Linked DNA regions of Mus musculus: region 1 is linked to region 2. Evidence: chromatin loops called from intact Hi-C (ENCODE). Cell type or tissue: heart. All regions are shown on one strand. Each heading gives the region's core, and the rest is flanking DNA. Links, peaks and the distances in the headings are about the cores only.

Region 1 (7,085 bases), core at 1,187-6,186, 720 kb before region 2:
GCAAAGCTCGCTCTCCTCCAGGCATGCCAAGGTGGCATTCTTTCTGTTCTCTTCTCAAGTCAGGAATTAGCCTTAACTATTTATCACCATCCTGATTCCCTCACTAAAGATACATTCCTAATTCAGAGTGTGTGTTGATGTTCTTGCTTCAGTTTTGTTTCCAGTGTTATGAAAAACTACCATGACGAAAGCAACCAGAGAGAGAAAGAGTTTTAGCTGGCTCACGATTTTGGGCCACAGTCCATCACTGTGGGGAAGTCAAGGCAAGAACTTGTCACATTATGTCTACAGCCAAGAGCAGAGAGCAATGAAAGCATGCACGCTTGTGGATGCTTAGCTCTTCCTCATACAGTCCAAAACTCTCTGCCTAAGAAATGGTGCTGCCCACAGTGGGCAGGTCTTCCCACCTCAATGAACATAAGACTGTCTCCGGCAGACAGGATCACAGGCCAACTTGATTCCAGGGTTCTAGATTGTGTCAAATTGACCCCGTTAGCTACCACATGACTATGGTATCAGAGACAGTGACAGCCACGGGAGTCTGTCTGGATTCCTTGTCTCTGGCTCATTTTTAGTTACTACTGTAGGTCACCCATCTCAATTCCAACACGTGGGATCTAGATTTTTAGGAGTGGACATTTGCTGAGAGGGTCATGACTCTAACTCTCCTAATCATAGATGCAATGTTGGAAATTGAGGCCCGATGCTTGGTGGTATCCACCTGTTTCGCTGAGTCTTTTAAAAGCCTTGGCTTCGTCTCTCTGCCTTTCTCAGTCCACAGTCTGGCACACACCTGGAATACACAAAACTTCTTATAACGGGTCATTCACTCAGTACCAATATCAGCTGAAGAGGGGGCTGGGACAAAAGCCACACTAGGAATGCAGAGTCCTCCTCCACCACATCCCCAGGTTTGATGGCTGGAAACTGTGCCAACGTGTCTAAGACAACACACCATTTCCCTTCCAGAAGTCACTCCCTAGAGAAAGTTTTCACTTTGAACTATGTCCCTGGATCTTTAAAGCCATCTTGGCTTTCTACTCCCCTTCCCCACCCCATTCCAAGACAATTATCTCTACCACACCCACACCCCAAGGTCAGGCATCTCTTGTTTCTTGGTGGCTACTGCCAAGTCTGCTACAGATGGCACTACCATGTCCTCCAGTGGTCAGCTGGGTCTTTCAACTCATTTGTGATAAATCTGTCACAGAGAACCCTAAGCTCTCTCTCTGTGCTGAGGAGAAGCCAGGCAGTGGTTCCCACTCTATCCGTGCAACATTTATGGTACCTTGCATCCGCTTATTAGCTCTGTAACAGATGCTGAGCGTGAGGGTGTGGCTCACCAGATAGAAGACTCTGGTTGCTGGAGCTTTTCATAAGCCCACAGATAGGAAGGAGATGGCAGGTGTGTAGACAAAGTCACTGCTGTGTAGCCTACCTAAGCATAAGTCCCACAGGTCCCCGAGGCTGCAATATCACCCTTCCAGCTATGAATCTGAGAGGCACACAATTGCAAAGCCTGCTCAGTGGGCTGAAGCTCAGAAAAACCACAGCAACTCCGCCTCTGCAGGCTGTTCACCAAGGATGGAGCAAGATGCACTTTGCGATGGTGCCAGGATTTTAAAACACATTATTGACTTTAGTTTTTTTTTCTCTCTCTCTTCCTTTCAATAACTTGTATAAGCAATGAAGGGACTTAGGGTGGATTGAGGAAGACATCGAGCTTAGCTTAAGTGGAACCACCATCTTCTTTGATCTGAGGGTTAGAAGCAGATCGTGTGTGACTGCCCCGTGGGAGTGGAGGTGGCTGTCTGCAGGACGGGGCTGGGCTCCTCCCCCATGATGGTGCCACGCTGGGTTCTCTTCTTGTCCTTCGGCATACTGCTCTCTGTCCTCAAGTCTGTGTTGTCATATTTCTTACATCTCTTAATGGCATTTATTTATTTAGTGTGTGTATGTTGGGGGGGGAGGGGGAGTGTGTGTAGAGGTCAGAGGACGGATTGTATGAGTTGGGTCTCTTCTTCCATATGTGGGTACTAGAGACAAAACTCAGGTTGTCAGGTTTGGTGGCAAGACCCTTTACCTGCTGAACCCGACCTCTCTCTCTCTCTCTCTCTCTCTCTCTCTCTCTCTCTCTCTCTCTCCCTCTCCCTCTCCCTCTCCCTCTCCCTCTCTCTCTCCCTCTCCCCTTTCTCATGCCATGTGTATGCCATATATGTGCAGGTGCCCACAGGGGCCAGAAGATAGCATCGGATCCACTGGGTCTGGCTTTACGGGCAGCTGTAAGCAGCCTACTGTGAGCAGGGAACTAAACTTGGATCCCCTGGAAGAGCAGCAAATGCCCGTAACCACTAAGCCATCTCTTCAGCCCCGTTCTCCCCGGTTCTCCCTGATCTACTTTTCTTCTGGTGCCTAGCCATGAGATCCCTGCTTGTGGGTAGCTGAGGCTCCCAGCAGTGTAACTCAGCTGTTTCCCGACTGCACCCTGTCTACCTGGTGACACACAGCTCAAGGGTAACAGGTGGCAGAACCTTCAAGTTCTGTCTGAACATTGAGAGGCTCATCCCAGCACTGTAGAAACAGCTCAGCTAGACATGATGCATGAGGCTGATATTAGGGTCTGATCTATTAGGCTCTCTGTGCAGAAAAAAAAAAAAAACAAAAACCTTGCTATTTAAACAGATTACCCATATTATAGATTAGGAAGTTGACACCCAGAGAGGTTGAGTCGCTTTCCCAGAATTGCACAGCTAGGCAATGAAGGGCTAGGATGAAGACAAAGGCATCTGGATGCAGCAGAAAGAGAGGAGTCATTTTGCTGACAATGTCTGCTTAATCTATTGTGTGCCCTTAAGTACCCCAGCCTTTGCTCTCTTCCAAGGCTTGTCTTCCTCCCCACCCCCACCCCCACTCCACCCCTCACTGCATTTTCTTTTATTTTTTATTGGTTATTTACATCTTTTTCCCCAATTTTTTATTAGGTATTTTCTTCATTTACATTTCAAATGCTATCCCGAAAGTCCCCTATAGCCCCCCCCCCCCCCCGCACCTGCATTTTCTGATCTACTATTGCTAACAGATATATCAGAGGGGCCTGGCCCTTCTTAACAGCAATGTCAGGCTTTTTTTTTTTTTTTCCCTCCAGAGCTGTGACCTTGGGAGAACACTATCCTTTCCTGACCTTGGTGTCCCTTGTGATTTCATAAGGACTATAGGGGAATTTTAATAGAATTGCTAATGGATGGGCTTTCAGGGTAGAGAATTTAATAACCATAGAGCAAAGGCCTTGGGATGTCTGTCGGCAAGGGCAAGAGAGCTTGGACATCTGGGTTTAAGGGATATTGTCCAGTGTCTGCCCCAAGAACACCATGAAGTGTGGTAGATGGCCAGAAGGGGGCACTCTTCCCTTACCACTCAGCCTATCCTCAGTGTGGTGCCTGCCCCAACCAGGAAGAACTGGAAGCACAAATTGGGGCTTCTTTCTCTTTGAACCTCAGTGCCCCAGCCTGGTCTGGCTGTTAAAGCCTCAGCCCTGACCCTGGGAAGATCTGGTGCCCGACCCCGAGAAGCCTATGCAGCAGATGGCCTGTAACATGGGACATCACACAGGGTGACTGGATTTACCCTGTCTCATCTGCTTAGCAGGTGTCAAATAGGAAGCTCAGCTTGCTTCTGCAGGGCTTGGCTCCCCCTCCCCCCTCTATGGTTGTCTTTTATCCTGCAGGAGCAGGTCCTGGCATAGAAGTTTCCTAGCTTGAGCAGGACATAGTCAGGCATCTAAAACCACTCCCTCCCCTCCTGCCCAGAGCTCTCTGGAACCCTTCATATCCCATTTGTCCAGATGGTTTACCAGTACTCTCTGCCCAGCTCCTGGTATCACTGTCTTGTGACTCCTGGGGCCTCTCCTTCCTTCCCCTTCCCTCCTCTCTGCCTCCAGCATCTGCACTCTCTGCTCTAGCATCCACTGCAGGAACACGTCCCCAGGGTGGGCTCTGTGCAAACCTCAGACTGCAAAGTGGATTAATGAGAACTTACAGAGCCCCGCTTCCTCAAAGTGATGACTGTTGAGCTAGACCCAGAATCAGCATCTTTTTTGATCTAACATTTATCCAGAGTTTACTACAGGCTGGAAAATGTCAGGTGCTCTCTATCTTCACTCTCATGAGCTACAGGCAAACATACTGCAGCTTTTTTTTTTCCCCAGTTTTACACCCTACCCTGTTTCTTTGACGATGACCATGAACCAGAGAGGCAGAAATGCTTCCTTGGCTCTGAGCCTTGAATCTAGGTTGGTCACATATAAATTCCACTCTTCTCATCTTTAGCTGGTCCCCCTGGATCCCTCTGTGATGCCTCTGGTTTAGTATAGCAAAATATACAGACAGGGCAGCTCAGATCATAGGTATTCACTGCTCATCGTTTTGGAGGCTGAGAGTCCAAGCCAATGGTGGTGACCCTCTCCCCTTTTTTGTACATACGAGGGCTAATCTTGACTATCAACATATATCACAGATCTAGAATCACCATGGAAATGAACTTCTGGGTAGGGTATGCTTCTGAGGTCATTCCCAGACAGGTTTAGCCGAGGGAGGAAGGAAGACCCACCCTGAGTGCAGAAGCACTATTTCATGGGCAGGGGACCTGGAGTGAAATAAAAGAAAGGGAATGAGCTGAGCACCAGCATCCATTTCTCTCTGCTTCCTGACTGTGGGTGTGATGTGATGGCTGCCTCACGTTCCTCTACGATGGACTGTACTCTCAAACCGTGAGCCAAACGAACCTCAAGTAGCCTCTTATCAGGCATTTGGTCCCAGTAATGGGAAAAGTATGGGATACTGTACATCAAGTCTCTCTCTCTCTTTCTCCCTCCCCCTTTCCTTCTTCCCTCCCTTATATTAAGTCACTAATCCCATCCTGAGAAGCCTCAGTCCTCAGGGCTTCATGTATCCCCCCCCCCCCAATCACCTTCCTAAAGCTACAGACCCAAAATCCAGCACCTTTAGGGATGGGCAGAGGACTTCAGTATATGAGTGGGGACAGAGCATGGTGCAGTCTATACGACTGCAGTTATGTCGGGGAGGCTCAGTAGCCCCAGGTCTCACCCTCTAACTCTAGAGAGGAAAGGCACACAGATAGAGGGGAGAGAGGAATTAGGAAAATCCCCGAACCTTAATTTCTTTTCCTTCTTTCTCTGAAGCGCAGAGACTTAACAAGCTGCAACCAACTTCCCTAAATGACCAACACCCACCTACATCCCTGCCTATCGGGGCTCTAGCATTTGTATACCCTCTAAAAAGTTGTTGTCACCTGGGAAACACTCAGAACCAAGGAGCAATGGATGAGCCCAGGTCCCACTAGCCAGATGGTGGGCACACATAATTTTTCAGTGTTGGGCTCTCTGCTGTCTGCAGAGAGGTTCAATTTATAACGTTGGCATTGGAATTATACTGTCCACTTTTCTACCATTTTAGAACCTGACCCCAGGGATCAGGGGACATAGAGCCAGGTCCCTATGAGATGAGGTCACCACGGGAAGCATAGCTTGAGAGGATGACCACCAGATAGCCACATTCTCCTCTGCAGTTTCCCAGACCAGGGTGGAAACCCAAGGTTTAGCTTCAAGTCAACAGATCTGACTGCCTACCAGGAGCTAGACACTTACAAAATGCTGTTTAATCTTTTTTTTAAAAAAAGATTTATTTATTTATTTATTTATTTATTTATTATATGTAAGTATACTGTAGCTGTCTTCAGACACCTCAGAAGAGGGCATCAGATTTCATTATGGATGGTTGTGAGCCACCATATGGTTGCTGGGATTTGAACTCACGACCTTTGGAAGAGCAGTTGGTGCTCTTAACCGCTGAGCCATCTCTCCAGCCCATGTTTAATCTTTATAAACACGAGAAATAAATTAATTAGAGGTGCTGAGGCCTCTTAGGGTTTCCTTTTGCATATATGTGTGAGAGTGAATGTATGTGTGTGTGTGTGTGTACGTATGTATGTATATGTGTTTGGGTGTGTGTGTGTGACATGCATGCACATGTGTGTGTGTGTGTGTGTGTGTGTGTGTGTGTGTGTGTGTGTGTAGGCCAGAGGCCAGTCTTGGGTGTCATTCCTCGGGTGCCATCCACCTTATTTTTCCAAGATGAATTTTGTTGTATCTTGAGACAGAGTCTCCTGATTTCCTGGCTGGCCACCAACTCTCTGTACACAGCTGAAACTGATCTTGAAATCTTGATCCTCCTGCCTCCACCTCTCACGTGCTGGGCTCACAGGTGCACAGCACCACACTGAGTTTATGTGGTGCCAGGGATGGAATCCAGGGCTTCAAACACATTGAGCAAGCACTGTACCAACTGAGTCATAGACCCCATATCTGCTTAAGCATCTCTCATGGCTTGAAGCCCTCTGATTAGGCTATCTGACCACTGATTACCACAGCTTCTCCTGTGTCCACCTAAATGAACGGGTTATGAGTATATGACGACACCACACCGGCTTTTTTATATGGATCCTGGGGCTCAAACTCACATCCCTGTGCTTGTATGACAAGCTCTTCGCCAACAGAGCAATCTTCCCATCCTCCTCCCACAATGCATTTTTTCCCAAACAGAATGCTTGTGGCTCTTCCTTCCCATTCTCCATTCCTTTGTTCTTCTCATCTTTAGCATCTTAAAGGGACAATCTAGAGGCCCGGGTTTGACAGTTCCCTCAACTGCGGTCTTGTTTTATTTTCTTTTGATCTGATCATGCTTGGTGAAGTTCAAAGTTGGATCCACAACTTTAAAATTTACTGTATCATCCTCATCCTCATCACTTGTGTGCATGTGCCACATGCATGTGCACATGCATTGTGTCTGCCATGTGTGTGTATGTGTGTGTGTGCACACTCGTGCATGCAAGCGCACATTCACATATATGTATGCTACCGCGCACATGTCCTAAGTCAGGGGACAACTTTCAGAAGTCAGTTCTCAACAATATGAACTAACAAGTACCCCCAGAGCCCATGTCTCTAGCTGCCTATGTAGCAGTAGATGGCCTAGTCAGCCATCATTGGGAAGAGAGGCCCCTCGGTCTTG
Region 2 (7,716 bases), core at 1,021-6,020:
GGTTCTTGGTGATCGAACTCAGATTGTCAGACTTGACTCTGGGCATTTTTACCAGCTGAGCTGTCCTGCTGGCCTCTGACTTATTTTTATATTCTAGATGTCTCTTATTGGATAAGGGACTCGCAGGTATTTTCTCCCTTCTGCGAGCTGTCTTTTCTTGCTCTCCATGTCTCCCTGTGAAGCAGAGTTTTTAATTTGACGGAGTCCAGTTTATCCTGTGTGGTCCAGATCGTCTGTGTCTTATCTTGCATGTCGTTGAGCCCTACATGCTAATAATCAAGTGGGACTTATGAGTGAGTCTTGGAGGGTACTGAGCTGTTCTGTGGGCTCAGTGGGTTGACCTTGGGGCTCATTTCAGATACAGGGTTCTGAGTATGAGTCCCCCTCCGATGCTAGCCTTCTAGCCCAGCAGGGCTTCCATTGTTGATAGCCAAATCAGAGAGATGAAAAGGGAGCCATTCACATAGCAAGCCTGGGACACCACAGTGGTGTGGGGATCCAGGAGAGACACTGTATTGGGCAGACACCATTTCTCATCTAGACAGAAGACACCCAGAGGAATGGCTTGAGTATCGGGGGCTAATTAATCCTCTGTCCTGTCCGCAGCCATGAAAGCTGACCGGAAGCGCTTAAAGGGCGAGAAGACTGACCTGGTGAGCCAGATGCAGCAGCTGTACGCCACGCTGGAGAGCCGCGAGGAGCAGTTGCGAGACTTCATCCGCAACTATGAGCAGCACCGCAAGGTCGGTGTCTCCCTGGACCCCTGCTCTCCCCTCTCACCCCCGTCCCTCTCCTATCCCTTTCTCCTGCCCTCCCCTCTCAGACAAACACAATCTCTTCTCCGCTCACAATCTCATCTCAAGGCTCTTAGCCAAGCGTAGTCTCTGCCTTGAATCCCAGAGCTCCCTTGGCGCTCTGGTGTCTTCATCTCATCTGAGCAATCCAAGAAATCCAGCCCAGCTCCTGCTTGGGCCCTGTGTCCCTAGGTGGACATCGTGGACTCAGGAATCTAGCTGTTTCAGATCCTTTTTCCTCTGGGCAGACCCTTGGATCTCTCACTCACCCTAGAGCCTCAGTTTCCCCTTCTGTGGAAGGTGTAGAGCTGTTGTGAGGACCAAGATACTAGGAGTCTCATCAATAACCACATTATGGAAGTGGGCAGAGTTAGCCAGGAGCATCGAGAGACAGCAGGGCGGTCTGTCTACAGAGAGGGCTCTCCGAGGGCTTCACGGAGGAGGTGCCTCAAGACTTGGGCTCTCTGTTAGTTACTTTTCTCATGATAAAACACCTGATTACAGCAATTTCATGGGGAAGGGGTTTGTTTTGGATCAGAGTTGGAAGATATGGTCCAGTCCGTAGTGGTGGAAGAGATGGGAGGTGGTGGGCCACATCTCATCTGCAGTCAGGAAGCAGAGAGAGATGGATGCTTCACTCACGGTCTCCTTATTCAGTTTGGACCTCTAGCCCATAGGATGGCGCCACCCACATTCAGGGTGGGCCTTTCCACCTCAGTGAACCCCATCTAGAAACTCCCTCACAGAGCCCCCTAGAGACCCATTTCCTGTTGAGTTGACAGTTGAGATTCACCACCCTGGGCTCTGCGAAAGAGAAGGAGTTTCTAATTACGTGATGGATTTGGTCAGTGAGACTCTGTATGGAGTATGCAGGGTGAACTCCTGCCCCAGTTAGAGTCCATTGCTCACGAGCGACTATTGAGAAGGTGTTTCGCCCACTGTTGTGCAGGTCAGAAAAAAAATGGGTCAACGAGATAGCACAGTGAGTAAAGAAGCTTGCTGCTAAGCCTGATAACCTGAGTTTAATTCCTGGGAGTCGCATGATGGGAGGGAAGAAGTGGCTTCTATGAGTTGACCTCTGTCCTCCATATGCCATGTGGGCAGGGCTGCCATTGAGTTGTGTACATGGACCTGAAGTAGAAGTGTTCTTCCATGTGCATCTTCCCTGTGTGTCACTGGGTCTACAGTGCCTGACAATTTGAGGGAAGAAGGGTTTATTTGGGCTCATGGTTTCAGACCGTCATGGAGGGAAGTTAGTAGCCGTGTGAGTATGCAGCAGAGGTGCTCACGTGACCAACCAGGGAGCAGAGCACAAAGGCTGGAGGAAAATGTAACGGATTCAGAGAGCAATGGCTGGAGCGACAGCAGCCTTAAAAACCTCAGAGGCTTTTACCTCTAGTACTCCACCTACTTCTGCCAGCCAGGCCCCACTTCCTGAAGGCTTCACGCTCCCCAAAGAGTGCCACCAGCCAGGGCACAAGCAGGCAGAATGTAAGCCTGTGAGTGGTATTCCTGACTCAAACCTAACAGTTCAGCCTGCAGTTTTGGGGACAGGAGGGCCCAGTGGGTCTTCAGTAGCAGTGGTGGCAGACAGTGCGATGGGCCCAGTCAAGGAGGCCACCTCTGAGCTGCAGTTAGAGGCCAGTTGGCCGAGGCTAGATTGGAATTGACACTATCCTCACGTGCTCACTGCAGGTGACTCTCTGACACATCCCTGGCATGCAGAACTCTTCCTTCCTGAGGTCAAATGGCTCTAAGCAGCAGTACAGGTGTCATCTGCGTACTCTGTATGTCCCCCCCCCCCCCCCCCCGCACTGTTGCTGTGGCATGCATGCATTCAGGCAAGCCAGGGGTGTAGCGTCTGAATGGCTTGTGTCACCCAGGCCCACTTTGCAGACAGCAAGACTAAGATGCTCAAGAGGCTGGTGGCTGATCAACACCAATTAGAAAGAACTTGGGATGCCCCTTATGTGACCTGGGCAGGCGTTCTACCCACATATTTACTGACACCGTGCAGGAACCAAAACCCCAGCCCTGGTTTTATCCAGCCTCTCACGACTTGTGTCTGGTTACCAACACATCATTTGCATTTTATGTTTTAAGGAAGTGAGTAGCATTACTAGAACTCCTCGCTGGTTCCCCAGTCACTGGGCTGCAGGCTCTCAACCTGCCATGGCCCACTGGCTTTTTCTGGAACCTCCCCAGGCCTCAGCTGGAGCAGGTGGGGACAGCAGGGACTCAGAGCTGCTGGCAAAGATAAGACTTGGCCTGTCCAGAAAATTCTCAGAGTTCCGACATCGCAGAAAACTGTGCCAAAGACACATGCCCTGTCCCCTGAGTGCAGCTGGGGACTGTCCACAAACCCAGCTGGAGATGTCCTCATAGCAGGCCAGGCAGCCAGCTCCAAGCTGGATTCGAGATAATCCTGGTACTGAGTCTGAGATACTCTGTCGTCACCACCCCACCACACCCAGTCTCCTGCAGCCTCTCGTCACTGCCCATCTCAGACCCCTGACCTGGCCTGCAAGGCCATAATGATCTAGCCTTGTAGCCTTATCCTGCCCTTGTGAGTTTCAGGCACTTGTCCCTAGGCCCTATCAAATTCTGATCCCCGGGGAAGGAATTCCATAGTTCTGTCTTTGATTCCTCCATGATCAGCAGTGGGCTGAGGGTGCTTATCCTCTGGGCCTCAGTTTACCTCTCTGTAAAACAGGAATAATTGGAGTCTCCACCTCATGGGTGGGTGCGAAGTTCAAGTAAGAGTCATGCATGCAGAGCCTGCAGCACTGCCCAGGACTCTTGGTGACTGCTACTGCTGAGCCTGTTGGCCTCTGCCTGGGAACAGTGTCGTGGAGACACTGAAATACCCACAGACCTTTTTCACCTAGTGTACAGCCCAAGGCTGCTCGCAACCAGCAGAACAGGCGAAACCTCAGCGATAACAAGGATTGAAAGGGTCTTAGTGAGTCTTCCTCCTACCTCAGGGTCACCAGCCAGCTCCCAGGGCTGCCCAGCTCCTCTCCAGGTCTGTTTCTTCAGCATAGCCTCAGCAAGCACAGCATTATCTGGCTGTGTCTGCCTCTCGTTTCTGTTGGTGGGGTGAGCGTCAGGTGTGAGCAAGGACTGGCTGGAGAGAGCGCTAGGCTGTCACCCTAAGCCGGTGTTCCAGGAAGGCTTCTTGGAAGAGGAGGTATAAAGAGGGATCCTAGGGAGTGAGGAGCTTGCTGGCAAAGCCCCAGGTCACAAGGCTATCTCAAAATGCATGCAGGACAGATGGGGAAACTGAGGCCATGCTGACCTGCAGGTATTTGCAGAGCCAGGACTCTCTCTAGAACATTCGACACTGTTGTACATGCTGGAAGCCACATTCACGGAGAAAAGCTGGTACCCCTTGGCCTCCTGGCCTTGCTGGTAGAGACCTTGGATCTGGTTTAGATGTGGTGGTTTGGTGGGATGGGCTGAGTACCCCCAAGGACCATCCTCTTGAGAAGACAGCAGTTTCAATACCACCCCTGTTCAGAGGTCAGGGTCTGCCCTACACCTGGCTGGCACCACCCCTGGCAGCCATGGTTCGTACAGGAAACGGAGAGAGGCCTTGGCTGGTGGCAGGAGGAGTTTCTTCCTCATGAGACTGAGTGTCGCCTTGTAGGGTGGCAGCAGGCTCCTGTGGTAGCCCAGGCGGTCACCGCTTCAGGTGTCTTCCTGTACCTGTTTAGCTTTGACACAGTTCCTCGGGCAGGAGCTGGGCATTCGGAGTTGGCAGAGTGATTGCCTAGCGGGTGGGAGGCCCTGGGCTTTGTCCCCAGCACCACAGCAGAAACCGGGCCAGCACTTGGGAATTGCAGGCAAGAGAACCAGAAGTTTAAGATTATCCTTGGCTACATAAAGAGTTGGGGGCGAGCCTGGGCTCTGTAGGGACCCTGATTCAAAACACAAAACAGAACACCTCAAAGCAATCAACCAGATAGATAGATAGATAGATAGATAGATAGATAGATAGATACATACATACATACATACATACATACATACATACATTAATTAATTAGTTAATTAATTAATTAATTAAATGACAGAGTCTCCTTCACTCCAACCCTTTTCAGACCCTACTGTGCCTTCTCCACATGAGGTTGTTCTGTCCTTGAAAAGAATCATATATATTTCACCCTGCCCCCGTTTTCTGAATAGAGGCAAGCATTTGCCATGCTCTCTCATCGAGAAAGTGGTCTCTGGGGGTGTCCAAGGTGACCACCCCATAGCTTTCCCACCTCACACCAGGGCTTTCAGCCTTGTGTTTGGGATTCCCCATTCCCCTGCCCACCCAGATGAGCCCTTCCCCCCCACCACCACCACCACTTTACAACCCATCCCCCCCTCTCATCCCCACCACAGGAGAGTGAAGACGCAGTCAAAGCACTGGCCAAGGAGAAGGACCTGCTGGAGCGAGAGAAGTGGGAGCTTCGACGGCAGGCCAAGGAAGCCACAGACCATGCTGCGGCCCTGCGCTCCCAGCTGGACCTCAAGGACAACCGCATGAAGGAGCTGGAGGCGGAGCTCGCCATGGTGAGCCCGCACTGGGCACTGGCTGTGGAGGAGCAGCCTGGAGCACTCAGAGCCCCTGAGGGAGAAGGAGGCTAAGGGGAGAGCAGTGGGCTGTGTGACACTCCTGAGTTGGGGACCTCCTGAAGCCCAGGAGCACTGGCTTTCTGGGAGGCCTCACTTGGCCACATGTCCCTACAGACTTCGAAAATGTGGGGCAATGGGAAGGCATATTGTGGTCCAAAATAATCATATTATTTTGGTAAAATATCTAGGAATGTTAACATCTCAGAGTCCGGGGTTACAAATAACAGTATCTACCTATTTGTGTATATACACTCATGTTTCTCATGACATAGTTAGGTATAGCCAGAACACACAAAGATAGAAAGCCTTTGAAAGCCCCCCTGGACCCAGTGTGTGTCACACACACACACACACGCACGCACGCACGCACGCACGCACGCACGCACGCACGCACGCACGCGGTCTCTCTTAGTCCCCCTCCCTTGTGTGACTCTTTAGTAATGGGATATGTTCTCCAGCAGGGTGCCAGCGTTAGCTAACAGTGCACTTACAGACCTTGACCTCTGGCGCCTCCATCCCTGCATATGCCCTGTAGGGCTCTGGGGAGGGTGTAAGGGGAACAGGGAAACAGCTAGTGCTGCATTTGTGTGCTGCACTGACCTGATGGTTTGCAAACTCCTGCTTCAGCATATAGCCACCCAGAGCAGGGCAGCTGCCTTGTGCAATGCTGACCCCTAGTGGTGAAGGCTGTCAAGGCAGGAAGACATCTCAAGTGGATACTTCCTGCAGCCCTGAGAGGGATGGGTGGGAAAGACCCTGGGTGCCCACTTCACCACAGTCCCTGTGGACAGATGGAATACATCTTGGTGCTTTGAGCCCTGGCCTCAGCATCTTAGTTGTTCTCTGATGTTCCCTATATTAAGAAATAAGTCCCCTAGATTCTGCTCCCAATATACAGGTATACAGCCTGCTTTCCTCTAGCCAGAAACTAAGCTCCCCTCCTCCTCCCTGCAGCTTCGGACCCTCTGCTGCTGGGGGGCCTAGAGCTCTGTCACAGGCAACATCTTCCTAGAGGAAGAGGGAGGATGCCTTACAGGGACTCATGATGGCCCCACCTCCTTCAGGCGTCCCTCTGACTCCACATCCTCCTCATCCCCTTTACCACGTGACAGACTTCAGCACAAACAGGCTGTGCTGAGGACAGCCCCAGACCTTTCTGCTATGAGGCCCAGGCTGACCTGAGGAGCCAGCTCTGAGAGTGGAAATCGCTGAGACTGCAGGCAGCCGAGGGCAGATCTGCCTGGCAGAAGCACACAGGGATTCTGGAAGGAAGTCAGGACCCACAAGTGCAGTAGGAAGTTGGGGGCAGGGCATGTGCTCAAGGTCACACAAAGGTTCCATTACAGCAGGGGCCATGTCTGGCTTTAGCTGGGTTTGGGTCATGTGAGCCTAATCATCCCAACTTAGAAATTCCCAAGAGCCCAGTGCTCCAGGATCAGGATGCTCAAAGGAGGGTAGAGGCCAAGAAAAGAGAAGAAGGGCGAGGTCAGGGTTCAAGAGGGGCTCCCAGCATTGGCTCATACACAGTGAGAGAGATACAGTCGGAAACAGTGTCTGTTGCTGGTGGGAGATGGTCCACACAGCCCCAGTGAGCCATCTTTCTCAGAGATTTCATGGCTCACGCCTTTAATCCCGGCACTTGGGAGACAGAGGCGGGTGGATTTCTGAGTTCCAGGCCAGCCTGGTCTACAGAGTGAGTTCCAGGACAGCCAGGGCTACACAGAGAAACCCTGTCTCAGAAAAAAAATAAAATCAGGTTCTATGTGGGCAGAGTTGAGACGCTCCCATGTCTGGTGCCTAAGGGGATTTCCCACTTGTCAGATAGTCACGTCCCACTCCACACAGAGGACGTCCCACTCCACACAGAGGGCCCACCCCTCCTGACCCCGCTAGGGGTGAGGTCCTTCATCAACCAGGGGAGAAACCAGGTGGGAATGGGAGGGCATCGTGTCCAGGCCTCTTCTTGTGTTGCTTGCTTTGTGGGTTGGTCTGGGTGGGTCTCTGCTTTCTGTGTATGTGTGAGGGATGCTCAGGAAAGGGCGGCCATGATGGACCTTTCCTTTCCTCCTCCCACTCCTGCCCTGCCCTGAAAGAGCCTGGAGAGTTACCTGGACTAACTTTGAGTATGCACGAGTCTGTGTCTAATGCAAGCTCCCTTTCTTAGCCAGCAAACTTTAAGAACCTGTCTGGTAAAATCCCACTTCCCACAGTGGGAGTAAGAAGATAACTCATAGCTAAGCTGTCTCTGACCTGTGCCCTTCACAGAGGCACTCTCTCTGCCCCGAGCTGACCCACG

Evidence for each region. Hi-C counts contacts between places; a loop is a spot of excess contacts. Peaks named below come from ENCODE experiments on the same cell type or tissue, not always from the same donor. Only the 100,000 strongest peaks of a DNase experiment are listed, where the experiment ranks them.
Region 1: a loop joins it to region 2, with 27 times the contacts of the local background. A loop is called at or near these places in 13 of 42 quality-filtered maps.

Annotation. Positions count from the first base shown.
Region 1 is chr4:142,876,983-142,884,067 of GRCm38, reverse strand. No RefSeq gene overlaps it. Among named protein-coding and RNA genes, the nearest start is that of Gm42341, 230 kb to the right of the region's middle. In heart, for the core only: a CTCF peak has its summit at 3,394 (motif pointing right); a DNase peak (open chromatin) is centred at 3,497.
Region 2 is chr4:142,152,071-142,159,786 of GRCm38, reverse strand. It overlaps Kazn (kazrin, periplakin interacting protein), which reads left to right. Exons shown (of 18, transcript NM_144531.3): 6 at 607-743; 7 at 5,187-5,357. Among named protein-coding and RNA genes, the nearest start is that of Gm35581, 29 kb to the right of the region's middle. In heart, for the core only: no CTCF peak of the experiment used is centred there; a DNase peak (open chromatin) is centred at 3,096; H3K27ac peaks cover 490 bases.